Regions from separate parts of the Homo sapiens genome. Here all the other regions are linked to region 2. The links are chromatin contacts, found by Hi-C in ENCODE. All regions are on one chromosome and are shown on one strand. Each heading gives the region's core, a stretch centred on a gene start or an enhancer-like site at or near the end of the contact. The rest is flanking DNA. Distances are from core to core; before and after follow the strand shown. Region 1 holds the start of PHLPP1 (PH domain and leucine rich repeat protein phosphatase 1). Region 2 holds the start of TMX3 (thioredoxin related transmembrane protein 3). Region 3 holds the start of CNDP2 (carnosine dipeptidase 2).

Region 1 (4,291 bases), core at 583-3,082, 6.0 Mb before region 2:
AAATCATTGAGAAATATTTATTTTTATCTCCACAGCTTCTTCATTCTTGTTCAATGAAACTGTGATAACCTAAGCGGTAAGTTCCAGTTGGTCTCTCTCTCCAACCCCCTTCACTCTTCATCTGCAAGTTTAGTCACTTTATTGAGGTTAAAACAGGTCATAGATAGTATGTGGTTTAAAACTGTTTAAAAGTTTCACATGTGAAAATCCGGATTTAGGGCCTGGCGCGGTGGCTCACGACTGTAATCTCGGCACTTTGGGAGGCTGAGGCGGGCAGATCGCTTGAGACCTGCCGGGGCAGCATGAAGGGACTTCCCACCCCCACTAAAACAATACAAAAAATGAGCCGGGCTTGGTGGCAAGCCCTGTAGTCCCAGCTACTCGGAGGATGAGGTGGGAAAATCACCTGGGCCCGAGAGGCGGAGGTTGCAGTGAGCCCAGATCGCGCTACCGCACTCCAGCCTGGACGACAGACCCACTCTGTGGCCAAAAAAAAAAAAAAAAAAAAGAAAAAAAGAAAAAAGAAAGAAAAAAAGAAAAGAAAAATCCCGAATTACAAAGCAATTGGGGGAATGGTAATTCAATTAAAAAGGTGTACAACATTCTTTTAAATAGTAAACTGCCCAATGATTACAACATTGATTCAACTGACGAAAAATACAACTTTTCAGACCACGACTAAACATTGTGGCAGTAGAAACTATTTTTTTTTTCCCTGAATGATGAAAGAAAAAAACCAGAGAAGACGTTAAGACAGAACACGTGGAAAAAGCCCATCTCATACTCCATTCTAATGTTTCTTCTACTTACCAGTGCTTTCTGTGTCATTAAACTACTTCAGACTTCAAGAGCAATGGGAAACAATGAAACCTCAGTCCTTTGCTATTTTCCTTTTCAGGTACAGGAGAGGGAGAGGACAGACTTAGGGTTGTGCCTTCGAACAAGCACATTCAACGACAGCCTCAGTTAGAATTCCCAGACGCTGCCTGTCTTCCTGGGTCTTGAAAAAGTGGGGAAAAAGTGAGGTTGGCCCACTCAGACTGCCAGTGATGCTGTGGTGTGACGGGTGTGTATCTCTATCTCATACAATGGGCGCAGGTGAGGACCAGGACCTGCGACCTTCGTACGTTTACAGTCCCTGAAAGCCCTCACCTTTAATTAGTAGGGAAAATAAAAGTCATCTGGCAAGCTGGAGTGCGGGTAAAATACAAGTTAATGAACATGAGCATTCGTGTTCATTAAGAACTCTGGCACAGAGTTCAACGGCAGAGGGCACAATACTCACTGGCCACGGCCAGCTGCTGGCGGCCAGGAGAAGCAGAACCAAAGGACCGCTGGGACTTGTAGTCCACCATGTTTCCCTCGGGATTGCCGATCCCCTTACGAGAACCACAACTCCCAAGGTTTACCGCGCGCGTCGGTCTTCACTGCCCTCTCCGAGGCCGGCTCAGGAACCTCCCGGGAAACTGCCCCCCACCCCGCCCTCGTACGCACGCGTCACGTTTGTTTACCCTGAAGCTCCGCCTCCGGCCATCCCCTGGCTCTCCCCACTCCTCCCTGGAATGCCGTCATGCCGGCGATGAATATTTATGAGGCACACGCGGCCCTCCCGCCCTGCCAGCCTCCCGCCTTCCCGCTCCCGGCGCATGATTAATATTCAATGAGCCCAGATCCGCGGCTGGTTCGCCGGGTTGAGGCGGGGGTAGCGGGCGGGGCCGGCGCTGGGGAGCCCGCGACCCGGGCGGGGAGGGCGTGTGTCGGGGGGGCGGTGGCGGCGAGGCGGGCGCGCGGGATGGAACACTGAGACACCGACGGAATGCTCCGAATCGCCACATAATCCCCTGGAACGGCCGCGCACAACGCCATTGGCTTCTCCCTTCTCCGCGCGCCGCCGCCGTCTCCCACCTCCGCCTCATCGCCTCCCTCTCCGCCCGCTGCCTCCGGAGCTGGGGGGGAAACGCGAAGCCCCACTGCAATGGAGCCCGCCGCCGCGGCCACGGTACAGCGACTCCCCGAGCTCGGCAGGGAGGACCGAGCTTCGGCTCCGGCGGCCGCCGCTGCGGCAGCAGCAGCAGCAGCGGCGGCCGCGGCGGCTCTGGCGGCGGCGGCCGGGGGCGGCCGGAGTCCGGAGCCCGCGCTGACCCCGGCGGCCCCGAGCGGCGGGAACGGCAGCGGCAGCGGGGCGCGGGAAGAGGCCCCAGGCGAGGCGCCGCCGGGGCCGCTGCCGGGCAGAGCGGGGGGTGCCGGGCGCAGGAGGCGGCGCGGGGCGCCCCAGCCCATTGCCGGCGGGGCTGCCCCCGTACCCGGGGCCGGCGGCGGCGCCAACTCCCTCCTGCTGAGGAGAGGGCGGCTGAAGAGGAATCTGTCCGCGGCCGCCGCGGCCGCCTCCTCGTCGTCGTCGTCCTCGGCCGCTGCTGCCTCGCACTCCCCCGGCGCTGCCGGCCTCCCCGCCTCCTGCTCGGCCTCGGCGTCGCTGTGCACCCGGAGCCTGGACAGGAAGACGCTGCTTCTGAAGCACCGGCAGACGCTGCAGCTGCAGCCGTCGGACCGGGACTGGGTGAGGCACCAGCTCCAGCGCGGCTGCGTGCACGTCTTCGACCGCCACATGGCCTCGACCTACCTGCGCCCGGTGCTCTGCACACTGGACACCACGGCCGGCGAGGTGGCCGCCCGCCTGCTGCAGCTGGGCCACAAAGGCGGCGGCGTGGTGAAGGTGCTGGGCCAGGGGCCCGGAGCCGCCGCCGCCCGGGAGCCCGCTGAACCGCCCCCCGAGGCCGGCCCCCGGCTGGCGCCCCCGGAGCCGCGGGACTCGGAGGTACCGCCCGCGAGGAGCGCGCCGGGTGCCTTCGGGGGGCCTCCGCGCGCGCCCCCCGCCGACCTACCCCTGCCCGTCGGCGGCCCGGGCGGGTGGTCGCGCCGCGCCAGCCCAGCGCCCTCGGACTCCAGCCCCGGCGAGCCGTTCGTTGGGGGCCCTGTCTCTTCGCCCCGCGCCCCACGGCCTGTGGTCTCCGACACCGAGAGCTTCAGTCTGAGTCCCAGCGCCGAGAGCGTGTCTGACCGGTTGGACCCCTACAGCAGCGGCGGCGGCTCCTCGTCGTCGTCGGAAGAGCTCGAGGCCGACGCAGCCTCGGCCCCGACGGGGGTCCCGGGCCAGCCCCGCCGTCCCGGCCACCCCGCGCAGCCCCTCCCGCTTCCCCAGACGGCTTCCTCGCCTCAGCCGCAGCAGAAAGCCCCGAGGGCCATTGACAGCCCGGGCGGGGCCGTCCGCGAGGGGTCGTGCGAGGAGAAGGCAGCGGCAGCCGTGGCCCCGGGAGGCCTCCAGTCTACCCCCGGGAGGAGCGGGGTGACCGCGGAGAAGGCGCCTCCGCCGCCCCCGCCGCCCACCCTGTACGTGCAGCTCCACGGAGAGACCACCCGGCGCTTGGAGGCGGAGGAGAAGCCATTGCAGATCCAAAATGACTACCTCTTCCAACTGGGATTTGGGGAGCTGTGGAGGGTGCAGGAGGAAGGCATGGACTCGGAGATTGGCTGCCTCATCCGCTTCTATGCAGGTAAGGAAGTCACCTGCCTTGACGGGTGGTTGCAAAAGCTGCCGAGGACCGAGGAGTGATTCAAATTGCTTGTCAGTTTGCCCAACCCAAGAGTAAGTGCGGGTCCTGATGAGTCTTTGTCTTAAACTTTACAGCTTTTTCATACAGTCTGTGTAGTACTAGATTGAGCAATCTTTAAATCTGCACGTTTTATCAATCTTGAGGGCTCAGAGGTTGGAAAGCAATGTGAAAGAGGTGGCTGAATCACCAGGAAGTACAGGAAGCAGATCCCTCTGAAAGCGGCAAGAGCACCTTTAACCATAAAGGTGCTTCCTCAGGGGCATGTTGGGTTTCAGGCAGTTTGGGATTTCAGGTAAACTGTCACGTGAGCATAAGACGGACAGAAGAAATGACAATAAAAATGCTCTATCACACTTTTGCCTGCATTTGACTGTCCAGTTGAGCGTTCTAGCTGTATGTGCCACCGGGAGCTCCTGACTTGTCAACTGGTGCCTTTGTTTATTCAGCTCTGCCACACTCATAAATTACCCACGGAGCCCTCATTAGAAATCTGACAAAAGGGTGCCTTTTTAACTGATACTTTTCCCCAGCGCTTTTTTTGCTCGATTTCTGTTTCGTCTGCAAGTTTGTCTTGCATAAAAAAAAAGATTTTGCCTGTTTCTCTCATTTTCTTCCAGCCTTTATGGTCAGAACTGACCACCGCAATACGCCTTGCAGGAAGGTTCACAAGAAGGATTTAA
Region 2 (4,359 bases), core at 1,010-3,509:
TGCTCTTACAGAACAGCACTGTATGATCACCCTCTCACTGCACCCATTTGGTCATGCCATCAGGTGTCCAGGTAGTCAATCAGGACAACAAGCTAAACTGAAACTAACAATCACAGCTTTATTCACTTACTGTGACAGTGCAAGTCAAGAGGTTTAAAAAAAAAAAAAAAAAAAAGAGGCACCAGCTCCTCAGTGTTCCATCTCTCCCCATGAAACAGCACCAGGTGAGTCAGGTGGATGAGACACAGATGGGAGAATTCATCTCATTTCCTACAGCACTGAACAAAAGTCTTCTGTCTCTTTATGGGGGGTGAGAGAGAAAAGGACTAGAGTAGAAAAGTGCCTCCGCTGACACCCTCAATAAAGATGTTTTAGCAGAAGTGCTCAGGAAATGCCTCAGGTGAGGTCCCAATAAGGAGGCTGCTAAACAGAGACCACTGGGTTGGGAGTGTAGACATGCAAATGAGCGTGGCTGGCCTGGGAGGCCGAATCCTTGACTACCACTCCCTCCAGGGACTGTAATGCACCGGTTATACACCAAGTTTGGTGTAGGGAGGGCACCTTCCCCTATGCCAGAAAAAGCCTTGCAATTGTCTATGGTCAAGCCTGAAAGATCACACACAGGAATTTGGGTCTGAAGTGAACCTCCTCACTTACTATAAGCAAGGCTGATTAATGCTGTCATACTATGAAGATAAATACAGTACAGTTACCAAATTCTAACACCCATTCAATATAATTAAAGGAAAAAGACATAAATACAAGGTAAGATAATGAGGAAAAAAAGAATATGTAAAAGTTTGCCACAGTTTTTTGATCTCATAACTATTAATAAAACTCTTCTGGGCACACCCTCACCTTCACTTACAACAAGTGAAAAAAATGAGTGATATATAAAAATTGGTTCCAATCTAAAATATTAGAATCACATGCAAATATTCAGATATCTGAGTTGGACAGTTAAAATAATATTTTAAATATATATATGTATACTCACGATTCATCTAAATCTTCTACAAATCCTTTACAGACGACCATATCAAGTACAACAACTGAAAAAAAAAGACAAAATGTACACAATAAATGCTGATTATTTGGCTCATACCGTATAAGCTTAGTCATCTCTGAAGTGTTTTTGACCTTTCACAACCTACCAAAAAATTCATCACTGATGCATCCCAGGGTGCAAATGATGCAAAAGCAAAGGTAGTTCATCCATTTAATAAATATTTAGTCTGTATGCAACCATATCGTGACCGGCCAAGTTCTAGGTAAGCCAATAAATCTAATACACACAGTTCCTTTTTCCTCCATATTTTCACTCTCATCTTACGTCTCTTTTTAACCATCCTATCTTTTTGGAATACAAATAGACAGCATTCTTCTTTATTTCTTTTGCTTTAGTAGCAATTACCTCTTCCGTAAAAACTCCAAATGCCATTCAAAATATTTCCCCTCAAATAGATACGTAGGAAGAAAGTCGAGCTGCAACTCTAATACTTATTACACGGCAGTGCCTGACACAGAGTGGGCTCTAAAAGGTTGTTAAGTGAGCGGACCCCAGTGAGAATGAGGGCACTCCATGCTGACGGGAGGCAGCTGAGAACCGCTGACACACACTCAGGTCCTTTTCACACCGCACAATCCCGGCGGCCTGACCCTGATCTGTCCTCGACCACCCTCTCTTGAGTACTGGTGGTAAAAATCCTTAAACGTGACAAGACTCGGAACCTAAAGCCAAGGCAAGATTTGGTCGTTAAGCTGGGACGGCGGCATCCTTCTTGCCCATCAAAGGAGTAAGCTTTATTGAAACTTCTGCCACAATGAGAAAAACACAAACACAAGGCAGCGCGCCCTTCCCACGTCCAGCATTGGTCCGGCACAGCGGCGGCGGAAGGACCCCAAGGTGTCCGCTCCGTCAGGGCCAGGCAGGGTGGCGCGGCGGGGGCGGCAGGACGCTGCCGGGAATGGGTGGGCATCTCCACGAACCCCGCAGGCCTCGCCCCAGACCCGGGTCCAATCCCGGCCCCACGGCGGGGCCAGGTCCCACGCGCCCGCCAGCGTCCCGACCGCTGAGCCCCCATTACCTGTGGCGCAGAGCCGCAGGGCCGTCCAACTCTTCCACGCTGCCATGCTAGCCCGGGAGAGCTGCAGAAGCTGACTGTGCAAAAGAGGGATAAAGACACTGGGGTCCGCCGCCTGCCCGCCCGGAAAGGGAAACGGAGCCGACCCGGAGCGGAAGAGAAGCACCGCGCTAACTACGGGGGCGGGGCTACCCGGCCAGTCTCCGTCTCCGGCTATGCGCGGGAGTGCGGCGCATGCGAGGGGAGTGCGGCGCATGCGACAGCGCCTGCGCAGTCATGTCTTAAGAATCCTTTGCGCTCTCGGTGCCCCCCTCCACGCCCAGGAGCGTGGGAACCCTGCTTAAGGGCTTTACTAGGGAAAACGGTGCTGGTTCACTGGGGCGCGTTTCCGGGAAGGTGAATACCGGTGAAAGTTATGCTGAGGGTGAGGTAGGCTCTGACGACGCACTTGCAGGTTGAATACTGGCACATCATTTACTTGTTACTCCCGTGTGGTGAGTGCACCTGTGGGTTTTGATGCTGGATCAAATTCCTGGAAAGAGGCGCGCATTAAGACTGCGGATTGCTGAGCTGCGCGACACTCCGTATTTTTCCAAAACGTATTTGTAATATTCTTTCAACCTGTTTGCATAATGGGACATCTCTTAAATGCAGCAAGCTTTAATGCATTTTTGCCAAAGTAAGGATTGCCTCTTTAAAAACTTTCTCTTGAAACTTGAGAACATGAAGTTAAGCGTAGGATATTTTTTGATGGCTCTTTTCTGATTATTTTGGAACTAGATAAAGTAGTATGAAATATTTATATTGCTACCTGTTTTTTCTTCTATACGACAATGATTTGTAAAAACCATATACTTTTATAAGACGGTTACTGCAGCAATCACTACTTACGAACTAGATGAAATTTTTATGGGACATAAGGTACCAGAGAATTTAGATCAAACCAAATTTTGAAAACCTGTGACAACAACAGAAGGGGGATATGATGTCAGCCGGTTCACCTTAGGTTCAAAATTCCAACAGGCAAAAATGTCATAAAACGTCGTTATTCCTAGTGACTAGAAGATTAAATTGCACTCTAATTGAGAGCAAGCCCTAAATGTCACCCCCTTTGTGCATGCAGCATGGTATCCAGCGCAAGCCCTCTACAGATTCAATTTTTCTTTTTCTTTCTCTTTTCCTTTTTTTCTTTTTTTTTTAAGAAAAAAGTAGACTAAAACGTAAGGGGACTGTTGAAATGATGGGAATGTTCTCCCGGTGGTGGTGGAACAGCTTTATAATAGTACCATCGCCTCGATACTCTTATACAGAAGCTTTTCTACTTTCTTGGCAAGGTCTCTGAATGACCCATATTCAATTTTTTTTTTTCATTCTCATGTATTTCAAAGTTTTCTGTCTTCCACAGCATGCAAAGTGAAATAATTTCCTCTTATATTTGCGTTACAGTTTAAGTTCACATGTGGACAACAACAAAAGCCAGTTGACCTAGATCTGTGCTTTTCAGTAGTGTAGCCACTAACCACATGTGGCTATTGAGCTTTTGAAATGTGCCTAGTGTGATGAAATAACTGAATATTTATTTTTTTTAATTTCAGTAAACTCAAAAACTGACACTCGATTCAGCTATTGGAAAGTTTTTTTAATGTGGTTGGAACAACTGAGGTATGTGAATCTACTTTTTCAACTGTAAATTTTATGAAATCTAAATACTGATCAAGTCCCAGGCATGGGTGGCTCATGCCTATTATCCCAGCACTTTGGGAGGCTGAGGCAGGAGGATTGCTTGAGGTGAGGCGTCTGAGACCAGCCTGGTCAACACAGTGAGACCCCATCTGTACAAAAAATTAAAAAATTAGCCAGATGTGGCCTGGCGCGGTGGCTTACACCTGTAATCCCAGCACTTTGGGAGGCCGAGGCAGGTGGATCACGAGGTCAAGAGATCGAGACCATCCTGGCTAACACAGTGAAACCCCGTCTCTACTAAGAATACAGAGAATTAGCTGGGCGTGGTGGCAGACACCTGTGGTCCCAGCTACTTGGGAGGCTGAGGCAGGAGAATGCATGAACCCAAGAGGCCGAGCTTGCAGTGAGTTGAAATCGCGCCACTGCACTCCAGCCTGGGCGACAGAGCAAGACTCTGTTTCAAAAAAAAAAAAAAAAAATTAGCCAGATGTGGTGGCACACACCTGTGGTCCCAGCTACTCCAGAGGCTGAGGTGGGAGGATAAGTTGGGCCAGGGAAGTTGAGGTTGCAGCGAGGTGTGATCCTGCCACTG
Region 3 (4,532 bases), core at 1,930-4,429, 5.8 Mb after region 2:
TACAAAAATTAGCTGGACGTGGGAGTGCACGCCCGTAATCTCAGCTACTCGGGAGGCTGAGGCAGGAGAATCACTTGAACTTGGGAAGCAGAAGTTGCAGTGAGCTGAGATCATGCCACTGCACTCCAGCCCTGGGCAACAGAGACTCCATCTCAAAAAAAAAAAATAAAAACAAAAGTTTGGTTAAACAGACATGACAGATTCTGAAGACTAAACTCCATCTCATGCTGAGAACTACAAATTTCGGCAATTGGAAGCATGATCTAATGTTTTGTTGTTGTTGTTGTTGTTCTTGTACCATAGCATTTTTATTAGAATAATCACATAATATTAAATTAATTTTTTATTTTGAAATAATTTTGTTTTTTGAGTGGGTCTGTTATCAACAGTGACTTTTACAATGTTTGCATTCCCTAAGTTCTGAGAACAGTCACAGCCTTTCTCTTTCTGAAGTACTTAACCTGTGGTCACTCATCCTCATACTTCTTTGTTTTCTCTCATAATGTCCCTGTTGTCCTCAAAATCATCAGAGAGGAATAGGAACACATTTATGTAGCTCTTTAAGCTCAGGTTTGTTGCCACTGAGCCACCTGCAATGCACACTTTAAGAAGCAATGGACTTGCAGGGCCACCTGCTGGAAAATCAGAACTGAGCACACAGGCTCCAATACCAGCTACTTGCATTACCAGCTGTGTAAGGCAGTGGTCTTGAGAAAGATGACTGAGGGCACAAGGAAACTTAGGGACTCAGAGAGTTCTAAAGGGCATCAACCTCCAGCTTCTCAAATTTTCCAGAGGCTCTCTCCTAGAGCATGTAGGCGGTGCAACTGACCTGCTGACCTCAGCCAGGGTCTCCTGTTCCTAGGAGTCCTGGTCCCTGCACAAGGATGAGTAATTAACACTCATGAGGCACCTTCTCAGTGCCAGGCATTGTTCCTGATGCTGTATGTCATCAACTCTTGAAGCCTGGCATGCTCCAGACAAAGGGACAATTTGAAATGCCACATGGTATCACTGGAGGACAACTCCTTAATCAAGGACACTGATCAGGTACTGACTTAACATTGTTCCCAGGGGAATAATGACAATTAACATATTTCCAGGTAACAGGGTTCTATATTAAGGGTAAATGTTGTGTTTTGTATTTTCTTAACATTTATTCAGATTCATAGGAGAAACATGTTCACCAACTTCTTCAACACTGAGTACTGCAAATGCATTTTCATGTTTTCACTTGGACTGAAGCATCTGATTGCTCTAAAGTTCTCAACTACTTCTTTGCTCATTATTTATTCTTACCTTGAGCCTATTAAATTTTGGTAACAGTAGTGTGTTATGGCTTCTACTCTAAATCACTTCTTTTTGCTATATACATATGTGTGTGTGTGTGTGTGTGTGTTTTGTTTTTTTTTTTAACCAAACCCTCTTTTCAGCAATAATCTCATTTATGGATACCTGAACGAATTTATTTAAAAGCCCAGTAGATATGATTAAAGGATGTATCTTCCACCAATGTTTACTTTTTGCAATGTTTGCAAAATGTGTAATATAGTTTTTTCTTTTTATCATTCATGTACAATAATTATTATGAGAATTTAATCCAGAAGAAAAAATGTTAATACTTAAAGCTTTTTGGTTATAGCAAAGTGTCTATGGCCATACCACCCTGAACATGCCTAATCTCATCTGGTTATAGCAAAGTAAATATTAATTTAAATTTTTATCATAGTCTGTTGTAGAGAAATGATTAGGATATGAGTAAGACTATTAAGTATAAAAATGTTACATTTAACAAAATTCTATGAGGGATGTGGAATAGAAATAAAAAATAAAAGAGGAGGCAGGGATGGGGGGGACGGGGTGGCTCACGCCTGTAATCCCAGCACTTTAGGAGGCTGAGGCGGGTGGATCAGTAGGTCAAGAAATCGAGACCATCTTGACCAATATGGTGAAACCCTGTCTCTACTAAAAATACAAAAATTAGCTGGGTGCGGTGGTGCGCACCTGCAGTCCCAGCTACTCGGGAGGCTGAGGCAGAATGGCTTGAACCTGGGAGGCGGAGCTTGCAGTGAGCTGAGACTGGGCTACTGCATTCCAGCATGGCAACAGAGCAAGACTCTGTCTCTAAATAAATAAATAAATAAATAAATAAATAAATATAAAAAGAGGAAACAAACCATGTAAATTTTAAGGGAGGAGACAATTTTAACATTTTACTTTATGTGGGAACGTATACATCTCTTACAACTATTAAATTCATTTTTAAAAAATAATAACTCCCGAGCCATCACTCCTTAAAGAATGTGGTAGTGGTACAAGTTTAAAGAAAGTCTTTTGAGAACACTCTATTGGAAAAGTGAGCAGACTAGGGAATAACAATTTTACCCCCAAGAATTGTTGTTAAGATTAAAAAGGAAAGCGCTGTCGCAGACGCTCAAACACGGTGCTGGCTCTGCTTCCTTCATCAGTTCCTAGGGTCATGGGACACAAATACTAAAATATTTCCACTACTGGTAACGATGCTGGCGAACGCTTTCCTAATCCAGTTCAGACCGACCTCTCATTGGAGCTTGTGTGACCCGCAGGAGTCCGTGCCCCGACTCCGCCGGGACTGAAACGCAACGGAAAGTGCAGTGCTGGATGCGCAAGGGAATGGGAGCGTCGTGGGACCTCCGGAGCCTGGGAGATCAGAGGGTGGAGTCAGGGCCCCCTAGTTTTGGACTCCATTGCCGCACTGCAGGCGACTTCTCGGACCCCACCGTTGAAGCACCAGGCCCCCCGCCCACCCAAGAGCAACCGGGAAGCACAGCACAAGCCCACAGCTCCGGACACGCGCTCCCGTGTGCCCTGCCTCCCCTGAATCCCAACCCACGAAATCTCCGCCCCCTCGCCACGCCCACATCCCCGTCTACCGTCGGGGAGGGGCGACGAGGCGAAAGCCTTGTGGACCAGGCCGGGATTGGTGGGCGGGACGGAAATGGAGCTGGGAGAGGTGACGTCACCTTCCGCACCTGGCTCAGGGCGGAAATGGGGCGGGGAGAGAGTGACACCACCCCTCTGCCTGTGGCTGGATTGGTGGGCGTGGCGGGGGCGTGGCGATGCCTGCCCTCCGGACAAGGCGGGGTTGGTGGCCAGGGCGACCGCGGGGCGGGCCAGCGCCGGGGGTCGTGGCCGGGACACGTGGTACGGAACCGGCGCCGCGCTTGCTGCTGGTAACAGGGCCTTGCCTAGTGGGCCTTCCTTCCCAGGTGGGTCTTCCTGATGGACCTTCCTTCCCGGGTGGGCGCCCTGAGCTGGGAACGGGCTGGGCGGGGAGGACCCGGGTCAGCGGCGAGAGTCACGCCTCATTCGTGGGGGAGCGTGGGGCGCCCGGCCGCAGCCAGGCGGGAACAATGGTGTCCGGGCTGTTCCCGAGCGCGCGGTCGGGGGCGGAGGCCCGTGACGGCCATGGCCCCGGGGCCTCTCGCACCTCCGGGCCACTCGTGTCCCAGCAGCGCCGAGCGCGTCCCCGGTACGCAGGGACAAGCTGGGCGGCGCACTTGGCCTGAGCCTGCGTGGCCCTCCCTGGTGGAGTCGAGTGGAACGACCCGGGTTGGAGATGGGGTTGCGGGGAGCCGAGCGCTGGTCAGGCCACACCCCTCCCCAGGGGCCTGCTGAGAACTCCAGCCTTTCTCCAACGGATCCCTTTCCCGGAGACCTGGGGTGGGGAGTGTGGCGGGACAGAAGCCTCCCAGGTTCAAAGGGCCCTGGACAGCGTCCCTAGCTCCCGCCAGCATTTGAGGCAGCGTTTAAGGCTATAGGAGGAAGCGTCTGAGGGGAGACAAAATTCCCATGCCAGCTTGATGGTCTGGGGCAGGTGTCTTATTCAATTGGCTTCAGTTTCCTCATCTGTGAAATAGAGACAATATTTGGTCCTCACAGACAGGGCCACCAAACCAAACTCCCCACCGCCTGCCAAGGTCAGATTCCGTAGATCATCCAAGCATAGACTGCAGGAAGAGGCGGAGAACCCGGGGCCTGCTACCAATACCTTCCTTGTCCCTAATGTTTGCAGGCAGGAGTGGAGGAAGAGAAGTCCACATTATGCTTAGGGATCAAGTTCTAGCTTGGGCAGATTGGAGATTCTTTTATTGGTTCTTAATCAGACATGAAGGTGTGATTCAGTTATTTGTGTTATATATGCCTTCAATTATCAAGGGACAGGGACTGAGATTCTCAGAACTAGAAGACTCATTTGTGTGTACTACTGACGGTTCCAGGTGCCACAGCAATTTCTCCTGCCCTCCACTAGTCTCAACATTTAAATCATGTTACTCCCTTGCCAGGCATGGTGGCTCATGTGTGTAACCTCGGCACTTTGGGAGACCAAGGCGGACAGATCGCTTGAGTCCAGGAGTTCGAGACCAGCCTGAGTAACACGAGCAAACCCCGTCTCTACAAAAAATACAAAAATTAGCTGGGTGTGGTGGTGCGCACCTGCAGTCCCAGCTACTTGGGAAGCTGAGGCAGGAGGATCATTTGAGCCTGGGAGA

The links. A loop is a pair of places that touch in the nucleus more often than their neighbours do. Pooled maps may share reads with other maps.
Region 1: a map of B cell shows a loop between it and region 2 (25-fold over the local background). The contact joins the promoter of PHLPP1 here to the promoter of TMX3 in region 2. A Hi-C loop is called at or near these places in 3 of 168 maps with a recorded cell type or tissue (B cell, CD4-positive, alpha-beta memory T cell and naive thymus-derived CD4-positive, alpha-beta T cell) and 8 of 50 pooled maps.
Region 3: a loop to region 2 is called in a map of CD8-positive, alpha-beta T cell, with 6 times the contacts of the local background. The contact joins the promoter of CNDP2 here to the promoter of TMX3 in region 2. A Hi-C loop is called at or near these places in 2 of 168 maps with a recorded cell type or tissue (CD4-positive, alpha-beta memory T cell and CD8-positive, alpha-beta T cell) and 9 of 50 pooled maps.

What each region holds. Positions count from the first base shown.
Region 1 is chr18:62,713,709-62,717,999 of GRCh38, forward strand. PHLPP1 (PH domain and leucine rich repeat protein phosphatase 1) reads left to right here and starts at 1,833. Exons shown (of 17, transcript NM_194449.4): 1 at 1,833-3,551. The coding sequence starts at 1,976. RefSeq lists enhancers at 1,037-1,096, 1,187-1,296, 2,254-3,216 and silencers at 1,567-1,856, 2,207-2,436, 2,647-2,786, 3,097-3,196, 3,297-3,416.
Region 2 is chr18:68,712,849-68,717,207 of GRCh38, forward strand. It overlaps TMX3 (thioredoxin related transmembrane protein 3), which reads right to left and starts at 2,260. Exons shown (of 16, transcript NM_019022.5): 1 at 2,088-2,260; 2 at 998-1,052. The coding sequence starts at 2,133. It also overlaps a transcript of CCDC102B not described here. RefSeq lists silencers at 1,908-2,007, 2,188-2,317 and an enhancer at 2,518-2,587.
Region 3 is chr18:74,493,184-74,497,715 of GRCh38, forward strand. It overlaps CNDP2 (carnosine dipeptidase 2), which reads left to right and starts at 3,180. Exons shown (of 12, transcript NM_018235.3): 1 at 3,180-3,248. RefSeq lists silencers at 545-594, 3,006-3,515, 3,646-3,695 and enhancers at 2,466-2,735, 3,293-3,805, 4,189-4,288.